Linked DNA regions of Homo sapiens: region 1 is linked to region 2. The links are chromatin loops, found by intact Hi-C in ENCODE. Cell type or tissue: mucosa of descending colon. All regions are shown on one strand. Each heading gives the region's core, and the rest is flanking DNA. Links, peaks and the distances in the headings are about the cores only.

Region 1 (10,271 bases), core at 2,783-7,782, 60 kb before region 2:
TATTCTCTGCAAGAAAATATCTCACCTAAGTACATCCTTTCGTATGCACTCTGTAGCAGGACATTTACAGGGTCAGAGAAAAAGACACTAAAAACTTACCCAAGCTGTTAGCTCATATTTATTAACTGCTTAATATAGGCCAGGGTGCAAAGGCCTTTATATGCTTTGTTTAATCTTCCCCCAAACCCTGGGAGATTTTTATCCCAGTTCTGCAGATTAGCAGACTGAAACACAGAGAAGTTGTAACTTACCCAAGGTCACCTGGCTGTGGATGCCAGAGTAAGCATTTATTTTAATTGATACATAATAATCATACATATATAGGTACATAGTGATATTTTGATACATACAATACATAGTGATCCCATCAGGGTAATTAGCATATTTGTCATTTCAAACTTGTATCATTTCTTTGTTTTGGGGCATTCAATATCTTCTCTTCTAGGTATATGAAAATATACAATACATTATTGTAACTATAGTCATCCTATAGTGCTATAGAACACTAGAACTTATTCCTTCTATCCAGCTGTAATTTTGTATCCTTTAATAAATATTTTATCCTCTCTCCCCCGTACACTTCCCAGCCTCTAGTATTCTCTGTTCTACTTTTTACTTCTTTGAGATCAGCTTTTTTAGCTTCTGTGTATGAGTGAGAACATGCGGTGTTTAACTTTCTGTTCCTGGCTTATTTCACTTAACATAATGTCCTCCAGGCTCATTCCTGTTGCTGAGAATGACAGAATTTCATTCTTACTTATGGATGAATGGGATTCCTTTATGTATATATACCACATTTTCTTTATCCATTCATCTGTTGTTGAATACTTGGGTTGATCCATATCTTGGCTATTGTGAACAATGTGGCAATAAACATGGTGGTAGATATCTCTTTGACATACTGATTTCCGTTCCTTTGCATAAACGCCCAGTCATGGGAATACTGGATCTTATAATAGTTCAGTTTGTAGTTTTTTTCAGGTACCTCTGTACTGTTCTCCATAGTGGCTGTACTAGAATGCATTCCCACCAACAGTGTATACGAGTTCCCTTTTCTCTGCATCCTTGCCAGCATTTGTTATTTTTTGTGTTTTTGATAATACCCAGAGTATGCTTTTGAAGTCAGGTCTTTCTGGCTCCACAGTCTGAAGGTGTAACACTACCCCAGGCTGCCTCTCCATAGCATGTTTCCTGATTTCTGGTTCAAGAAGACTTTTTCTAACAGGTGTCATTCCTAGATGGCTCTCTTAAGATCTTACTCCCTTTGGCATTTTACACCTTACTCATACAATCATTTTTAAAAAATAGCAATTTAAAAAAATACAGTTCAAGTGTTCATCATATCCAGGCATGCAAGCCTTTTCTAAATTTTTTTAAATAATAAAAAAGCCCCACAGAGGAAAGGAGGTTATTTGTGTCCTCCTGACACACACTTTTAGATTTTGGTTAAAAAGTCTCTAGTGGGTGCAAAGTGACCCCCTTTGTCACTGGAAACAAATAGGAGCATTCTTTGTGCCACTGTCCACAACCACACAGATATGTTTCCCAAGGGAGCTCATCAGGTCTTCAAACATTTAGCAAGCATGACATGTGTAAGAGACAGTATTGGAGAAGTAAGACAAGCCTTGCTCTGCCGAAGCTTACAATCCAGGAGCTCACCCCTTCAAGGAATTTACAGCCTCCAGACAGATAATAACATTAGGTCCATGAAAGCCTACAAGGCAAGAAGTTCAGGAGAGAAAGAAGTCATAACCATCTTGGAAGAATCTCAACTTGTTTTATCAGAACTCAAACGCCAATTTCTCACCCCTAGCTTCCCTCATTAGTGCTTATTAACTAGTATTGGGAGGACCAAGCGAAGAGTAAAGCTAGGGTAGCAGAGGCCATAAGCTAATTGCAAAGGACAGAGCTAAAGAAACATGCTAGTTTCCCCTGAGCACCCAACTGCATGACTGAAAATGGATTAATTTGTATTTCTAATGGATATACAAGAAACACGTGAATATGCTAAAATAAATTTAAGGTCAAGCAATGCAAAGTGTTAGTGCGTTTGCCTTCCACTCTCAGAGGCAGCCTCTATTATTTGGTTCTTGGGCTGCTTCATAAAAAGTTCTGTGTTTTTTAATGGCCTCAGCTTTTGGGAGGCTCAGGCCACCTAGCCCATCAGGAGACCAGGCCCGAAGGATGGATCTGAAGAGTGGGCAACGGAGAGTTAAACCAGGGCTGACTTCAACAGGCCCAGTCAAGTCAGGGGCAAGCACATTGTCCATCCACTGGAAGACGGAAAGGGGAGAGGAAGGCAGGCCCTCCCGACTCACAGGTCACCTCGCAACTTTGCTAGGCACTACCCACCCTTTAGGGATAAGTGAAGTATGTGGTGGGCATACAAGGCGCACAGGGGAGTCATTCTGGCAAATTCCAAGAAGGTTTTAAGGGCTCCCGAGGCAGGCAGGCCCAGTTGCTGTTTGGAGCTTCCTTTGGGGTGGGAGGATGGCGGGGGCAGGGGGCCGGGGCGGTGCCTTAACGAGGGGAGATGCTTTTAAATAGCTGCCTTCCAAAAACCATCCTCCCTGCTTCTTTGAGAAGCACCCAGCTGTTGTTTACCCTCCAGGACAGCAAATCCGGTTATTTGTCTCTCTATTCCGTGATATTATAAAGTAATGAATGGTCCATTAAACTAAGTTTGGGATCCCGTCTCCCCACAGCCACCTCCTCGCCGGCACCCTCAGCCGGGGAGGCCGTAGGCTCGGGCTGCAGCCTGGCAGCCTCAGTCCCCCTCCCTCCACCATTTCCCTCTACTCCCTCCCTCTCCTGCACCCCCTCCCCCCGGTTATTTGGGAGATTAGAGTTCATTAATTAAATCCTGTGCTTAGATCGAACTGTAACATTATTCCAATCACATTTATCTTGCAGGCGGCGGAGGAGATGGCAGCCTCGCTGGAAACGCGCGGGGGAGCCTGAGCCGGCGGCCGGGGACGCACGGCGCTGCGCGCTCCTTCGCCACGCCGCCGCGCAGCCCCTCCATCTTCCTGCTCGGCACCGGGCCCCGCGCGCCCCTGCCTACGGGGTCCCGCTGCTCTCCGGGGCTCCTGCCAGCCCCAACCCCCGGCCCCGGTGGCCTCCCCCCACCCCCGCCCGGGTCCCCCTCCTCCGCCACACGCGCGCGCGCTCACACACACACACACACACACACACACACACACACACATATATACACGCCAGCGAGCTGCTGGCCGCTCAATGGACCGATTTCCCCGGTTTCCCTGAACCCAGCCCAGCCCGGGATGAGAAACTGCAAAATGGCCCGGGTCGCCAGTGTGCTGGGGCTGGTCATGCTCAGCGTCGCCCTGCTGATTTTATCGCTCATCAGCTACGTGTCCCTGAAAAAGGAGAACATCTTCACCACTCCCAAGTACGCCAGCCCGGGGGCGCCCCGAATGTACATGTTCCACGCGGGATTCCGGTGAGTGCGGGCCTCTGTGTTAGTGCCCTCGGGAATTTGGTTGATGGGGTGTTTGGGGAAGGGAAGGCGTGGGGGAGGGGTGTTTTGGCCTCTCCGAGACTCTTTGGGCCAGATAACTGCGCGGTCCTTCCACTCCTCTCTCTAATTCTCCCTTCCCCCTCCCTGTTATTTTTTTTTTAACCCAAAGCCCCTAGAAGCCGCTGTCCAAATCGATGTGATTGCATTTCTCGTATTCTTCCTCAGCATCCCTTCCCTCATTTCAGAAATGGGGGTTGGGGGAGGCTTTCAGGAGGGTGAGGGTGGAGGGAAAGACGGTGTGTTTGTTCGGGAGGGGGCGGCGAGCAGAGATGGACAGGCGTGAGGGGAGCGCCCTCCCCGCGCCCTGTCCGCAGACTCCGCGGGCCGGGCCCGGGGCGGTGCTGGCGGTTTAATGGCGCAGGCGCCGGACTCCCCTCGCGCCCTCCTCCTTTACTCCCCCACGCCTATCAAAGGACACGCGGGTTTATTCTCAGGAAGCCCCTGGGGCGTTCTCTCTCAACCCTTTCCCCCGCAGCCACCGCCCCCCACCAGCTTTCCGGGATTTCTGCAATTCCCCCGCCCCCTGCGGGAAGCGAGCCTCGGAAGGGCCGCCCACCCTCGCCAGGTCGGAGTCACCGCTCCGCGCTGGGCCGGCCTGTGAAGGCTCCAGGCGCAGCTTGACGCCGCTCTGCGAGAGCCCCCGCCCCGCTCTGTGACCCCGGGAACTCTCCCAGCAGGGCCTCCTGACGGGCAGGTGGCAACTACAAAGTGCCACCTGTGGTCCAAGCTGGGACCGAGGCGAGGAACCCAGAGGAGCCTCGCCTGGACCGAGGAGCGGAGTAGGCCGGCGGCCCCCGGGGGTCCCCAGCCAAGTTATAGGAAGTGAAATCGGACGTGGGTTTGGGAAGGAAGAGGTTAAGGCAGGAACCACCCCCAGACTTTCCCTGGGTCTCCGGTTTCCTCTGCCCTTTCTCCAAAAACAATTCTATGGGGCTGCAAAGGCGTAGCGGGTCAGGCTGGCGGGGCGGCCGCTGTCCGCGGTGCTGATTCCCTGGTCCTCGCAGCGCCGCGGGCTCCAGCCCTGCGCCCGGCGTGCGCCCTGCTCTCCGCATGACGGCCATTTTATGGTCTCTCCGGCACCCGGAGGGATGGACAATGCAGATGGGGTTCCCTAGTTTTCTTTTTTTCTCTCGGGTGTGTGTGGGAGCAGAGGGTGGACCAAATGAGAGGGGCTCCGGGACGGAACGGAGCCCGCACGCGTACCAGCCGCCCTCGCCCCAGCCGCTGCACTTTAATGGCTACCTCGGCTTCCCCGAGCTGAGGCCAGCACGCTTGTCTGTGCTCATGCTCCTCTCCAGGTCACAATTTGCGCTGAAGTTTCTAGACCCGTCATTCGTGCCCATTACGAATTCTCTCACCCAGGAACTCCAAGAGAAACCTTCTAAGTGGAAATTTAATCGGACAGCGTTTTTACATCAAAGGTAGGATAGGAGGAAAAGATCCAAAAGGTGCTTTTAAGAATTCAAGAGCTCAAAACAAAACAAAACAAAAACAAGCAAACAAAAACATCTAAAACAACAAACATCTATACGCCCCACCCTCACCATCAGGTGTATCTGCATTGTTTTCTTGGCATGACTGCACAAAGCAATGATCAGGAACCTTCTCCTGTGTGTGTAGTGTCCTCTCATAAAAAGGACATATCAGGACCAATTTGAATAGCAAAAAAAAAAAAAAGCATTCCACTTGGGCTTGATTGAGCACCATGATTTACAGCTAACAAGTCTGGCAAGTACTGCCAAAGCCATCTATTTAAAAAAAAAAAACAGACAAAAGGTTAGTTGCAAAAAGACCACCCAATGCATTTTCATTTCCTCACTGAAAAAAACTTGAAAAATAGAATAAAGTGGTATTGTTTCTTTGAAACACACGGAAAATGCCATAATCTGTCTCCATCAAATTACTCGTGAAAATGCTGGCCCAAATGTATGTAGATATTTAACTATGGTTTTGTTTTGGTTTTGCCTGTTTTCATTGTCTTTACAGCTTTTAACTTACTGTAAAGGTACCTAACTTAATTCCTACTAATTGTAGCGGTTTCATTTTATACACATAAGATGGTTTTGAGGTTTTGTTTTTTTAGGTGGAAGAAGGATGAGATTTGTTCAAATGTATTTATTCTGCTCAGTGATTCTGGTCTACTCTTAGCAAACCACGATAACTCATTACTCCTTCCTTCATGGTGGGATTATTTTACTGCTAAATGGGATGTGAGCCATCTAGCGTATTCATTAGAAGTGTGAATACTTATTTTACAAACCACTCTATTTAGGGAGTTGTGTTTTGATCTTAGCATTTCTAGTTATTGCTCTCTCTCTCTTTTAAAAGTTTAATCTATGGGCAGAATTAAAACAAATTCAGTGGGTATTCATGGTCTCATGAAAATACTGTTCAGATGAAAAGTCAGCATACAGTCATATGATTAACATTTTAAAAACACTTATGTTTAATTATAAATTAGTTCATGAAAATTGATCAATTCTAAAACTCTAGAAGTGTTTTTTTAATAATTGGGTTTTAATTCAATATTAATTTTATGGACAACCCAGAACGTTTTCATGGGTAGAACACATTCTAGCTTTCCCCAAAACATGTTTCTAACTCAATAAAAAATATTCTTCCCACACTAGGCCATGTGACCCAAATGACCAGTCAGAAGAATATTTCCTTCTCAAAACTTCGCTCATTTTAATTAATTAGATAATCTTTCATTAAATTTTTACCAGTAGCATTTTAAATCTGCCTTACCTTTTTAACAACTTGTAAGAGTGGTACTGGTAACTTGGGGAGTTTCAAAGATTTCAGTTGCTGTTGCCTCTATTTTGAAGAATGAAGTCATTTTTAAATTAAAATTCCAAGCAACGGATGATGTGCAAAGCATTTCATTTCATTCCTGCTACATTTAGGCAAAAGTTATAAGAAATTCACTGGGTTTACTTAACATCGGAGAATCTAGCAGCAGTAGCATGTTACCAGTCTCTCTTGAATGTTTTAAATAGCTAAACTTTAAGAAGAGATACTTAATTTTACTTAAAGCTCAATATGAAAGCAACGTGAAATTAGTTCTAAGTATCAGTCTTGCCTTGTTTATGTACTGAATTGCTAGAATATGGAAATATTTTCAGGATTTATAATAGCCATGTTTTCTAAGGATTAGATTTATTCAACTAAATTGTGTTTCTATATAATCAAGTAGAAAAAACTCCCTGTTTCATTATTCAAAGGACCTTAATGAGATTATCATCTCATTTCTATTAAATATTCAGCTACACCCACTGCTATTACCATCTTCATATTTTAATAATAGATAGTGCTGTACTGACTCATATCTATTTGGCTCTTATTTGGACACCACTGATATTTGATATTCTTTGAGCACTTCAGTCCAGTAGCAAACAAGTAGACCCTAGTTACAAACTATGTGTTACTAATGTTTGTGCATTAATGTGAGCTCTTTCAGGCCTGTGTAAATTGTCTCCCTGTATTTTCTGACACAATTTGCCCTATACCTCCCTGCTGATCAAATAAGATACACTCTTCACGTAGAGCAGAAAACCAAGGTATGGCAGCTAAAACTGTAAGTTGCATTTACAAGCCTCAAAGAATACACCCAGAAATTGACTGAAAGATTAGAATATGCGGAGATTCTGAAGCAGTCCTCCCTTCAAGGACCACAATTATGTATGTATAATCTTTTTTGGATTCAATGAGCCTAAGATTCCCTCTGAATGAAATGTCAGCATAAGTCATAAGATGGAAAATCAGTTCTTCTGAATGGAATGCTTTTCATGAATTTCTTTTTATTTTAGGCAAGAAATTCTTCAGCATGTCGATGTAATAAAAAATTTTTCTTTGACCAAGAATAGTGTTCGGATTGGACAACTGATGCACTATGATTATTCCAGCCATAAATATGTTTTCTCTATTAGCAATAACTTCCGGTCACTTCTTCCAGATGTGTCACCCATTATGAACAAGCATTATAATATTTGTGCTGTGGTTGGAAATAGTGGGATCCTGACAGGGAGCCAGTGTGGACAAGAAATAGATAAATCAGATTTTGTTTTCCGTTGCAATTTCGCCCCTACGGAGGCTTTCCAAAGAGATGTTGGAAGAAAAACCAATCTTACCACCTTCAACCCCAGCATCCTGGAAAAATATTACAACAATCTCTTGACTATTCAGGACCGTAACAACTTTTTCCTCAGTTTAAAAAAGCTTGACGGGGCCATTCTTTGGATCCCTGCATTTTTCTTCCACACTTCAGCAACTGTGACCAGGACATTAGTTGACTTTTTTGTTGAACACAGAGGTCAGTTAAAAGTCCAACTGGCTTGGCCGGGAAATATAATGCAACATGTCAACAGGTGTGTATATTTTATTACATTTTACTCATACTCCACCAGATGGCAAATCAATGTTGTAATCTCTTGGGGGTGGGAGCCATCCAATTCATTAGTTGTTGTGGTGAGTTTAGTAGTAATTAGAAGAAACTCATATGTTTTGTAATGAGCGAATGAATGAATCATTCTAGCTAAGAAGTTCCATCTACCCACAGCTGGTAACCAAGTGTCAGATGGAAGGATTGGGGCTTCATCAGTCTCCCGTCTCTATTCTCTGTCCTCTCCCTTGGTAGTAAGGCTATGGAGCAGTCATGGAAATCACCACAAATCAAGAATTTTCTTTAAATAGATAGCTATATTCCAAGAATGCCAATGGCTAAATTAGAGACAAATCAAGTGGTTTTTCTTTTTAGAAACGATGCAGTTGACTTAAATTTATGTTTTGTAGATGTCCAAGGTTAGCAAAACACCTAAATCATAAATTGCACAATCTGCCTTTATAATCTGATATTTGAGTGCAAAAACATGAAGAAAGTATTTTATGAGCATGTTGTTATCTCTTGGGATTTGATAGACAGATTAGCCAGAGATGCAATATTTTCTTCTAGTCTGGTGATTTTCAACTCTGGTTGTATATTAGAATCACTTGAGAGCTTTAAAAATACTATTGTCTAGGCTCTGCCTCAAGAGATCCTAATGTAAATTATCTGGTGGGCAGGGAGGTGGAGGCCAGGTACTTGGTATTTTTTAACAACTCTCCTGATGATTCCAATATGCAGTCAGAATTGAGAACCACTAGTCCAGGGCATTTTATAAAACAAGATTAATTGTAGATTTTTTTTCTTTTAAATCATCTGGAGAAAATTATCTCAACTTCAGTTTCCCCTATGTAAGTAGCCTCAGTGTCCTAACATAGCCCTAAATATTATTATAAGTTGGGGTGGGTTCTGGAGACCTGGTAAACAGGGAATTCTGAAGATCTTTATTCCACAATAGATTTTTCCCATCCCGTAGCCTCTTAAGATGTAAGATCTGTTTAGTTGACCTCTCATAGGAGGAGGAATTACAGCCTAATAAACTGGTTTGTATCTCAATGGTAGAGGGTAGAGTGATGCCATAATTTACAGTCCAAACTGGAACATTTTCTTTGAGAGAAAGAGGGTGCTATTAATAATTACAACACAGATAACTGACAAACTGGGACTGTCCCAGTTCCCCAGGATATATGGTCACCTTTTTAAGTGGTGATGTAGCCCAGCTCCTAAGTTTAAAGATGAATCAACTGAGGTACAAGGAGCAGAAGTTATTTACCCAAAGTCACTGCCCTAAATGAGCAAGACTAGAGTTAGAAGTCAGGTCTCCTGCCAACCTGTCCCATGGTCTTTTGATCTCCTTATTTTGCTCCCCTTTTGTTCAATTTAAGTTTGTCTATACCGAAAGGGTTGTCAGAGTCATTCTAGTTCCTTAGACAGGAATAGTAAAACCAAGACTGAACTTTTAAATTTCATTTGGAAGGGGAAAGGTTCACCTTTGAAATCTTCAAGTAGTGAAGAAGAAACTGCATGTGCTTAGAAACTTCCAGAAACTATCCTGTGTGGCTGCCTGCCACAAAAGTGGAGTTAATCATAATGTTTCTTAGCCACTCGGGCCTCAAAAAAATACATGGGTTCAATGAAAACGGGAAGGAAATACAGTCCACAGAAACCTGACTAATGCACAGTTTCATTCTGCCTGCATCTCCAATGATAAATACACACACCACATAGAAGCCTCAAATATTTGGCGGTGTCAGCAGGAAGGCTTCAGAGTATTAATATTATTTAAATATGGAAGGACTAATAACTATAATTTATTATTTACACTTAATGTATCTTACACACTTTCTGAATTTAAAAAATTTAGCATGCCAGATTGTGGCATGCTGAAGATGGGCTTGGGAACCCCTAGTTAGAAGAGAAAGAAGCAAGGAATACAATTATTTGCAAGAGAGAAGAAAAATAAGGCTCCACAATCTTTCTAAACCCCGAATGAAGGGTTTATTTCTAGGTTTGAGAAAGGAAGAGACGGAGGAGTTTCCCTTAGATTAAATGACCTCCTTCACCCTATCCAAGAACACTTTATGTAAGAAAAGCACAGTCATTCTTTTTGGTGGCCTTCTGTTGTGTCACCGCTGGGTCAGAGCCACACCACTCTTTAGAAAAACCCAGGGGCAGCTTCAAAGGCCAGCTTCAAAGGTGTGCAAACAGTGTGATCCCAGGAAATCCCATGCTCAGAAGGGCCCAACACTTGGTTTAATACTTTGCTCTTGCACTCGAAATTTTCAATACTTTTTGAACCAAGACTCCACATTTTTATTTCTTACTGGATCTCACAAATTATGTAACCAG
Region 2 (10,271 bases), core at 3,436-8,435:
ATTCAAATATTAACATAATGAAATAGGTTGCAAGTAAAATGATAGAAAAGGATATATCACGTACATATCAATCAAAGAAAGCAGACATGGCTATATTAATATCAGATAAAGTAAGTTTCAGAGCAAAGAAAATTACCAGCAGGAAGAACATTACATCATGATAAGTTCAATTTAATAGGAAGACATAGCAATCCTAAAGAGTTTTCACCAGACTCAGAGCTGCAAAATATGTTAAGCAAAAACTGACAGGACTGAAGGACAAATAGATAAGTCCACAATTATATTTGGAAATGTCAACACCTCTCCCTCTCTCAGTAATTGATAGAACATCTTTTTAAAATCAGCAAGGATACAAAACTCAATAACATCATCCACCAGTAGGAACTAATCAGCACTTGCAGAACACACCACTCAAAAACAGGAAGTATATACATTATTTTCAAGCATTTATGGAACATAAACCAACATACAACATATGATGAGCCATAAAACAAACCTCAAAAAATTTAAAACAATTGGCTAGGCGTGATGGCTCACACCTGTAATCCCAGCAGTTTGGGAGGCCAAGGCGGGTGGATCACCTGAGGTCAGGAGTTCGAGACCAGCCTGGCCAACATGGTGAAACCCCGTCACTACTGAAAATACAAAAATTAGCCAGCATTGTGGCAGGCACCTGTAATCCCAGCTACTCGGGAGGCTGAGGCAGGAGAATTGCTTGAACCTGGGAGGTGGAGGTTGCAGTGAGCCAAAATTGCACCACTGCACTCCAGCTGAGCGACAAGAGCAAAATTCTGTTTCAAAAAAAAAAAAATTTTTTTAAAACAATTGCAAAGATAGAGTGTGTTATTTGTCCACAAAGGAAGCAAACTAGAAATCAATAACAAAAGTAACAGGAAATCTTCAAACACTTGGAAACTAAATGATACACTTCTACACTTCATTAAGGAGTCCAAAGAAAATTTAAAGATACACAGAACTAAATGAAAATGAAAATTCAATATATCAAAAGATGTAGGATGCAGATAAAGCAGTGCTTACAGGGAAATTTATAGCACTAAATGCTTACATTAGAAAAGAGGAGAAGTTTCAAATCAATAATCTAAACTCCCATCCCAAGAAGTTGGGAAAAGAAGAGCAAAATAAACCCAAAGCAAGTAGAAGGGAGGAAATAAAGAGCAGAAGTCAATGAAATTGAAAACAGAAAAGCAATAAAGAAAATCAATGAAACAAACAGCTACTTCTTTGAAAACAGATCAATAAAATTGACAAAGCTTTAACTAACAAAGAAAAAGAGAGACAAGGTACAAATTCCCAACATCAGGAATGAAATAGTGGATATCCCTTCAGACCCTGCAGAAATCAAAAGTATAATAAGAAAATCATATGAATAATTCTACACCATAAATTTTAAAGCTTAGATGAAATTTACCAATGCCTCAAAAAGCACAAATTAGCATCCAGTATGAAATAGATTGAATAGTGCTTTAATTATTAAGAAGATTGAATTTACAAGTTTAAAATTCTCAAAAAAGAAATCTGCAGGTCTAGGTGATTTCATCAGAGAATTCTACTAATTGTTCAAAGAATTAACATCAATTCCTTTTTTAATTTTTTTATTTTTTTAATTGACAAAATTATATATGTATATGGGGCACAACATAATGTTTTTTGTTGTTGTTGCTTTTGTTTGTTTGTTTGTTTGTTTTTTTGAGATGGAGTCTTGCACTGTCGCCCAGGCTGGGGGGCAGTGGCGCGATCTCGGCTCACTGCAAGCTCCGCCTCCCGGGTTCACGCCATTCTCCTGCCTCAGCCTCCCGAGTAGCTGGGACTACAGGCGCCTGCCACCACGCCCAGCTAATTTTTTGTACTTTTAGTACAGACGGGGTTTCACCGTGTTAGCCAGGATGGTCTCAATCTCCTGACCTTGTGATCCGCCCGTGATAATTTTTGTGAGCCACCATGCCCGGCCATACTGTTTTGATATATGTATACATTACAGAATGGGTAAACCAAGCTAATTAACATATCTATTACCTCACATACTTATCTTTTTTTGTGGTGAGAATATTTAAACATCTACTCTTTTAGTAATTCTCAAGTATACAATGCACTGTTATTAAGTACAGTCACCATGTTGTGCAATAGGTCTCCAGAACTTATTCTTCCTAACTGAAATTTTGTATCCTTTGACCAACACCCCTCCAGCCCAGCCTCCACAAGCCCTTGATAACCACCATTCTATTTTCTGTTTCTGTAAGATAATTTTTGTAGATTCCATATTTAAGTGAGATCATGCAGTATTTTTCTATGTCCGGTTTATTTCACTTAGCATAATGTCTTCCAGATCATACAGTATTTATCTTTCTATGTCTGGTTTATTTCACTTAGCATAATGTCTTTCAGATTTATCCATGTCATTTTATCCATGTCACACACAAATGGCAGGATTTCTCTCCTTTTTAAGGCTGAAGAGCGTTCCATTATATACATTTCTCCGCTTTTTTAGGATGAATATGTATATATATATTCACACACAAATGCATGCACACACACACACAGTATATATATATATATATATATATATATATATATATATATATATATATATATATATATATGCGTGTGTGTAAGTGTGTGTAGGTATATATATATAGTAGTCTCCTCGTTATCCACAACTTTGCTTTCTGTGGTTTCAGTTACCCACAGTTAACCACAGTCCAAAAATATTACATACAATAAGATATTTAGAGAGAGGTAGAGAAAGATCACATTTATATAACATTTATTTAAGTATACTGTTATACTTGCTCTATTTTATTATTACTTACTGTTGTTAATCTCTTGCTATGCAAAATTTATAAACTCTATCATAGATATGTATATATAGGAAAAAACATAGTATGTATAGGGTTTGATAGTATGAAAAGTTTCAGGCATCCATCCACTGGAGGTCTTAGAATGTATGCCCTGCAGATAAGGGGGGACTACTGTGCCACATTTTCTTTATCCATTCATCAGTCAATGGATCCTTAGGTCGATTCTATATCTTAGCTACTGTGAATAATGCTACAATAAACATGAGATTGCAGATATCCCTTTGACATACTAATTTCATTTCCTTTGGATATATATTCAGAAATGGAATTGCTGGACTATATGGTCATTCTGTTTTTAATTTTGTGAGGAATACCCATTTTTTAAATAATGGCTGTACTAATTTACCTTTCCACCAACAGTATAGAAGTATTCCCTTTTCTTCACATCCTTGTCAAATTTTGTCTCTTGTCTCTTTGATAATAGCCATCCTAATAAGTGTGAGGTGATGAATTAAACACCAATTCTGTGAAGTCTCTTCAAGAATGAGAGAACAACTCTCAATTCATTGTATGAAGCTAGTATTATTCTGATATCAAATACAGACAATGACAATATAAAAAAGGAAAACTACAGACCAATGTCCTCATGAATTTAGATGCAAAAATCCTAGCACCAAAATATGAGCAAATGGAATTCAGCAGTATATGAAAATAATTAGACACCATGACCAAGTGGGGTTTATTCCAGGGATACCAGCCCAGTCCAATACTAGAAAAGCAAGCAATGTAACCCACCATATTAACAGGCTAAAGAAGAAAAATTACACTATTATATCAATCAATGTATAAAAAGTATTTGACAAAATTCAACCTCCATTCATGGTAAAACTCTTACAAAAATAGGAATATAAGAGAACTTCCTCAACTTGATAAAGAGAATCTGCAAAACCCAACAGCTAACATTATACTAAATGGTGAAAGACAATGTGTTTGCCCCTAATATTGGGAACAAAGGAAGGATAGTCACTGTCACCACTCTTATTCAATATAGTACTAGAAGTACTAGCCAGTAAAATAAGGAAACAAAAAATTATGCAGATCAGAAAGGAAGAAATACTTTGATCCTTATTTGCATGTGTCTAAATGTTTATATAGAAAATCACAATGAATCTATTTTTTAAAATTAGAACTAATAAGTGAGTTCAGCAAAGTTGCAGGAGACAAGGTAAACACACAAAAATCCATTGTATTTCTATAAATAGCAATGAATATATGGCTATCAAAATGTTAAATATAATATCATTTATAATTTTTATCACCCAAAACAAAATTATTGGGGAAAATGTAACAAAATATATATAGGACTTGTATGCTGAAAACTATGCAACACTGATGAAAGAAGATATAAATAAATGAAGACACATATGTACATAGATTGGAAGACTCAACATACTAAAAGATATCAATTCTTCCAAAACTGATATACAAGTTTAACATAATTCCAACCAAAATCCCAGCAAGATTTTTGTAGATACACACATGATTATCCTCAAATATATATGGAAAGGTAAAAGAATAAAACAGATAAAACCATTTTTTAAGGAAAGAATAAAGTGGGAGGAATTAGTCTACCTGATTTCAAGATACTGTCTAGCTACAGTAATCAAGACTGTGTGACATTGGTGAAAAGACAGACGCATAGATCAATGGAACAAAGTATGGAACCCAGAAACATACCCACATATTTATACCCAATTGATTTTTCACAAAGCTGCGGACACAATTCAACTGAGGGAAAGATAGCCTTTTGAATGAATGGAGCTGAAACAATTGGTCATCCACAGGCAAAAAATAAAATAAAAAAAGACCTAAACTTCACACCTTATTCAAAATCAACTCAAAATGGATCACAGACTTAAATGTAATATGTACAACTAAAAAACTATATAACTACAGAAAAAAATGTGAGAACATCAGGCTCTAGGACCAGGCAAAGTGCTCTTAGCCTTGAAACAGAAAGAATGGTCCATAAAGAAAAAATTAATAAATTGGACTCCATCAAAATTAACAATGTTTGTTCTGTGAAAGGTCCTGTTAACAGGGTGAGTAAACAAGCTGCACACTAGGAGGAAATATTTGCAAATCACACATCTGACAAAGGACTACTATCTAGAACATAAAAAGAATTCTCAAAATTCAACAGTAAAAAACAAAAACAGTAAAAAAAAAAAAAATCCAATTAGAAAATGAGCAAAGGTATGAACATTTACTGAAACATATACACAGATGACAAAAAAGCACATGAAAAGCTGTCCAACATCATTAGTCACTAGAGAAATGTAAATTAAAACTAAAATAAGACATTATATACTTACCAGAATGACTAAAATGAAAATATCAATACCTAAGCTGGCAAAGATGTAGAGAAGTTGAATCACATATTGCTGGTGGGAAAGTAAAATGGTATACTCTGGAAAAAAGTGTGTAATTTCTTTAAAACATGAAATATGCAACTACCAAATGACCTAGCAACTGCACTACTGGGCATTTATCCTAGAGAAATGAAGACTTATATTGACACAAAAACCTGTACATAAGTGTTCATAGCAGCTTTATTCATAAGAGCCAAAAACTGGAAACCACATTCAAATGCTGAATAGTTAAACAAACTGTGGTACATTTGTGCCATGGAATATTAGCCATAAAAGGGAGCATATTACTCATATACACAACAAACTAGATGGATCTCCAGAGAAGATGAATAAAAAGCCAGTCTCAAGGGGCTACATACTATATGGTTGCACTTATGTAATATTCTTGAGACAACAAATTATAGAAATGGATAGTAGACTAGTTAGTGGTTTCCTATGGATAATGAGGGAATAGATATGTGAGGGAAGTGAGCATGGCTATAAAAAGTCAATGTGGGGGATCCTTATGATGATGGACATGTTCTGTATCTTGATTGTATTGATGGTAATATCCTGATTGTGAAATTGTACTTAGTTTTAAAAGATGTTTTCATTAAAGAAAACTGGATAAAGTGTACAAGGGATCTCTGTATTATCTCTTACAACTACATGTGAATCTACAGTTATCTCAAAATTAAAAGTTTAATTAAAAATTGGGAAGTACAGAGTTACCAGTTACTTTGATGGGAAGACTGTGAGCGCAATTTTGGGAAGTAGAAATCAAGAGTGCTTAGACATGTTGAGTTTTAGGTCATTGTTAGAGACCCAAATATCAAGTGAGCAGTTGGATATATTTGACTGGAGTTCAGAAAATAGTTCTGGACTGTATATGTAAACATGAATATCATTAGCAAATAAATGTTACTTAATGCTATGGAAGATCTCCTTGCATAAGGAGGAAAAGAATATAGAATCAAAACAAGAGAAAATCTAAGATCAAGCCTTAAAAAATTCCATCATTTAGAAGTCAAAGGAGACAGAACTAGCAAGTCTGGAAAGACTGACCAGAGATACAAGCAGAAAAGCATGTTGTCACAAAACAACAATCGAAGGGTGTTTTGGGCCAGGCGCAATGGCTCATGCCTGTTAATACCAGCACTTTGGGGGACAGAGGCAGGCGGAATGCTTGAGCCCAGGAGTTTAAGACCAGCCTAGGCAACATAGCAAGACCTCATCTCTACAAATAATAATAATAAAAAAAACATAGCCAGGCATGGTGGCAAACCTGTAGTCCCAAATACTCTAGAAGCTGAGGTGGGAGGATTGCTTGAACCCAGGAGGTTGAGGCTGCAGTGAGCTATGATCATGCCACTGAACTCCAGCAAGACCCTGTCCAAAAAATAAAGTGTTTCAAGAATGCAAATGTGTTGTCCACAAACTGTAGTTGAGAAAATACAAGATAATGGGACCAGACTTATAACAATGAAATTGCCTAGTCTCTGATTTGCATGATCTAATGCAAAACCGTCTGTGCAATTTTAAGTATTTTTGTTTTTCTCATTTTTTTTTTTCTGGTCATAGGAGAAGGAGCAAAATCATAGGCTCTCTTTTTGGACCTAGTTTCATTACCTCAACTGACACTACTTCCTAAGAAAAACATTCCATTTTTTTAAGGCAGGGCTTACACTTACTCTCCTTCATGTTCATTTATTGGACTCAACCTCTGCTGTCCTCTGCTATTCTTCTACCCTCACTATCTCCTACCATTCTGTCCCTGCTCACACTGTGTGCAAACATCCTAAGCACATGCCTCACTGGTTTGTTCTTCTCAATCTCTTTTGGTACTCTCCTTACATTTCCAAACAGTTCCAGATCCTTACGTTTTCCCTATTTAGATACACTCTCTAGATTATCTCAACCAGTCCTATGGCTTTCACATATCACCTATACACAAACAACTCTTAAATTTCTGTCTCTAGCCCCAACTTCTCACCTTGCCTCCTGACTTATATCCAATTGCCTGCCCAATATCTATCTCCTCTTGAATGAATAATAGACACTTATAGTTAACATGCACAAACACTTGATTTTTCCCCATTCCCAACTTGTTCCTCTTTGTCTTCCCCAGCTTTCATGGAGCTCCCTAATAAATGGTGTGATAGTTTTAAAACATGGTCCCAAATTCTTTGATGCTCCAATGTCCCCTCCTCCTTGAATCTGGAATGGGCCTGTGATGAATTCTAAACACAGAATATGGTAGAAGTGACGTTATGTGACTTCTGAGGCTAGGTCATAAAAAACCATGCAGCTTTTTCCTGGTTGTCTTAGAATGCTCATTCTATGGACACTTCCTAATGGAATACTCCTTCTTAAAGCCCAGCCATCATGCAGTAAGAAGCCCAAGCCAATGGAGATAGCAAAAATGATTGTTGTTTAAGCTCACTACTTTGGGGCATTTTGTAGTGATAGAGAACTGGAACTGATGGAACCTGATGGTAGCTTTATTGTTTCAATTTTTGAGACCAGAACTCTAAGGTCATCCTTGACGCCTTTCCTTTTCTCACATTCCATATCCAAACCATTAGCAAATCCTGTCAGCTCTCTCTTCAAATATGCCCCAAGTCTGACCAATTCTCACCAATCTGACCAATTCTGACCAGTATCTCATCTATAAAGTGAATCTCTCCTAGGCAGAGATTCTTGGTGGGAAACAACAGAAACTGACTCGAGCTAATTTTCACAGAAAAATATTAGGCAAAAGGAACCCAGATTACTCACAGAATAGACTGAAAGGGATAAGAACCAAGTTCAGAAAAGGATCTGAAATCAATGGGGGTTAGGTGCAAGAACCACAGCCAGAGAACCAGCTGGGTTGGCGAGCTGCCTCTGTTGGACACAGAACGCACCACCACACCAGTGCAAGTTGTAGGCTGTCTCCACGCCATGGTCTCTCTGGCATCTGACATCCAAGGAGGTGTATCTTACTGGTTGGATCTAGATGACATTTCTGAGTCACAGCTATCAGGGGATGGGGAAAAAGAGAGTTTGGGCTTTTTGGATTTCACAGTAAGAAGTAGGATCCTATCTTCCATAAAAACTCATTTTACATTTCACAGTGCATTTTCTAAACACAATAAGTGGGTACAAATTCTGAGCAGCCAAGTAAAAGTGAATGTCTAAGGGTTGGGTGAAGAGAAAATGAAGTATTTTCTATTACAAACAGGCTCCCAATGTATGTTAATGTGTTGGAAATATAACTACATTGTGAATTAAAGCCTTGGATTCAAGTCCTGTTCTACCACTTACTGAATGTGTGACCCTTAACCAATTCCTTAAGTTCCCAGAGATTAAGGTTTTTCATCTTCAAAATGGGAACAATAACATCACTCCCACTTATCTTACATGCTGTTTTGAGGATCAAATGAGTGTGTGAATACTTTGAGGCACTCTTTTAGTTCTCATTCATCTTTGTAACATGGTTGCCTAGCTTAAGGCCAGCCTGGAGTAGGTGTTCTATAAATGTTCCATAAAGGTCCAGAATTAGCAATAACTACAGAAAGAATTTGTAAAATGAAAGCCATTAATTAATTTATGCAAATAAGTCATCTATGTAGGCCAGAAAAGTATGATATTGTCATCCAGGGCCAGACTTTTTTTTTTCTTTTTTTTTTTTTGAGACAGTCTTGCTCTGTCACCCAGGCCAGAGTGCAGTAGCGCGATCTTGACTCGCTGCAACCTCCACCTCCAAGGTTCAAGCAATTCTCCTGCCTCAGCCCCCCAAGTAGCTGGGATTACAGGCATGTGCCACCATGCCCAGCTAATTTTTGTATTTTTTAGTAGAGACGGGGTTTCACCATGTTGGCCAGGCTGGTCTTGAACTCCTGACCTAAGGTGATCTGCCTGCCTCATCCTACCAAAGTGCTAGAATTACAAGCGTGAGCCATCGTGCCTGGCCCAGGGCCATTCTTAAGAAATATCAAGTATGGGAGGAGGCCCTGACACTGATCATTTTTGCCACTGACCTCTTTATAAAATAAATATGGAAATAGAAGAACAACTTATGCTTCATTATATAGTACAAATTTGGTTCACAGAGAAAACTCCTTCTGTGACAAATTTTAGGGACTCATTAATAGTTCTTGGGAATTATGGTACCATGGGGAAGTTATATAGCTTATTGTCTAGATCTCTGGCCAATGGATTCAAGTTATCCTGAGAAACAAGAAATATCAAACTATAGGATAACTAATAATACAAGTGCACAATCTCTTAACCAAATCCTTTAGAGACAGATGCTTTAGAATTGAGAATTTTTCAGATATTTGAAAGATTTTAGCGGTAAATATTATTTATTACATAACCCCCAGCAAGGTCTGGGGCAGCACTTTCTCATCAAACACAACAATATTTCTGCACAGGTATGTGTGAATACTAATTCTAAGTGGAATAAAGACTATAAAAAGGCTGAGTGCAGTGGCTCATGCCTGTAATCCCAGCACTTTGGGAGGCCAAGGTGGGCGGATCACTTGAGGTCAGGAGTTCGAGACCAGCCTGGCCAACATGGTTAAACCCTGTATCTACTAAAAATACAAAAAAAAAAAAAAAAAAAAAAAATAGCCGGGTGTGGTAGCATGCACCTGTAATCCCGGCCACTCCAGTGGCTGAGGCATGCAAATGGTTCAGGAGGGAGGCAGAGATTGCAGTGAGCCAAAATTGCACCACTGCACTCCAGCCTGGGCGACTGAGGAGGCTATATTAAAAAAAAAAAGACTATAAATAGCTTCATATCAGTTCAGTTATGGTTACTTCAACATATGAAATTCAAAAAAACTTCTGGTTTTTAGAGCTTTTTGGAATTTTAGAAATGCAGACAAGAAATAATTCTTGTACTTTCCATAAAGAAATTGTACTTTTCATAAAGAAATGGTTTTTATAGAGATAGAAAATGCTCCATCATGTACTTTTAACGTCTTTATAAGCTTGAATATTAATATTAGTCTAACCCTTAAAATTATCTACATAAAATTACGTTCACAATATCATT

What was found. Peaks named below come from ENCODE experiments on the same cell type or tissue, not always from the same donor. Only the 100,000 strongest peaks of a DNase experiment are listed, where the experiment ranks them.
Region 1: a loop joins it to region 2, with 5 times the contacts of the local background. A loop is called at or near these places in 3 of 110 quality-filtered maps.

What each region holds. Positions count from the first base shown.
Region 1 is chr18:57,349,563-57,359,833 of GRCh38, forward strand. ST8SIA3 (ST8 alpha-N-acetyl-neuraminide alpha-2,8-sialyltransferase 3) reads left to right here and starts at 2,995. Exons shown (of 4, transcript NM_015879.3): 1 at 2,995-3,463; 2 at 4,840-4,962; 3 at 7,351-7,908. The coding sequence starts at 3,285. In mucosa of descending colon, for the core only: no CTCF peak of the experiment used is centred there; no DNase peak of the experiment used is centred there.
Region 2 is chr18:57,408,620-57,418,890 of GRCh38, forward strand. No RefSeq gene overlaps it. Among named protein-coding and RNA genes, the nearest start is that of ONECUT2, 22 kb to the right of the region's middle. In mucosa of descending colon, for the core only: no CTCF peak of the experiment used is centred there; no DNase peak of the experiment used is centred there.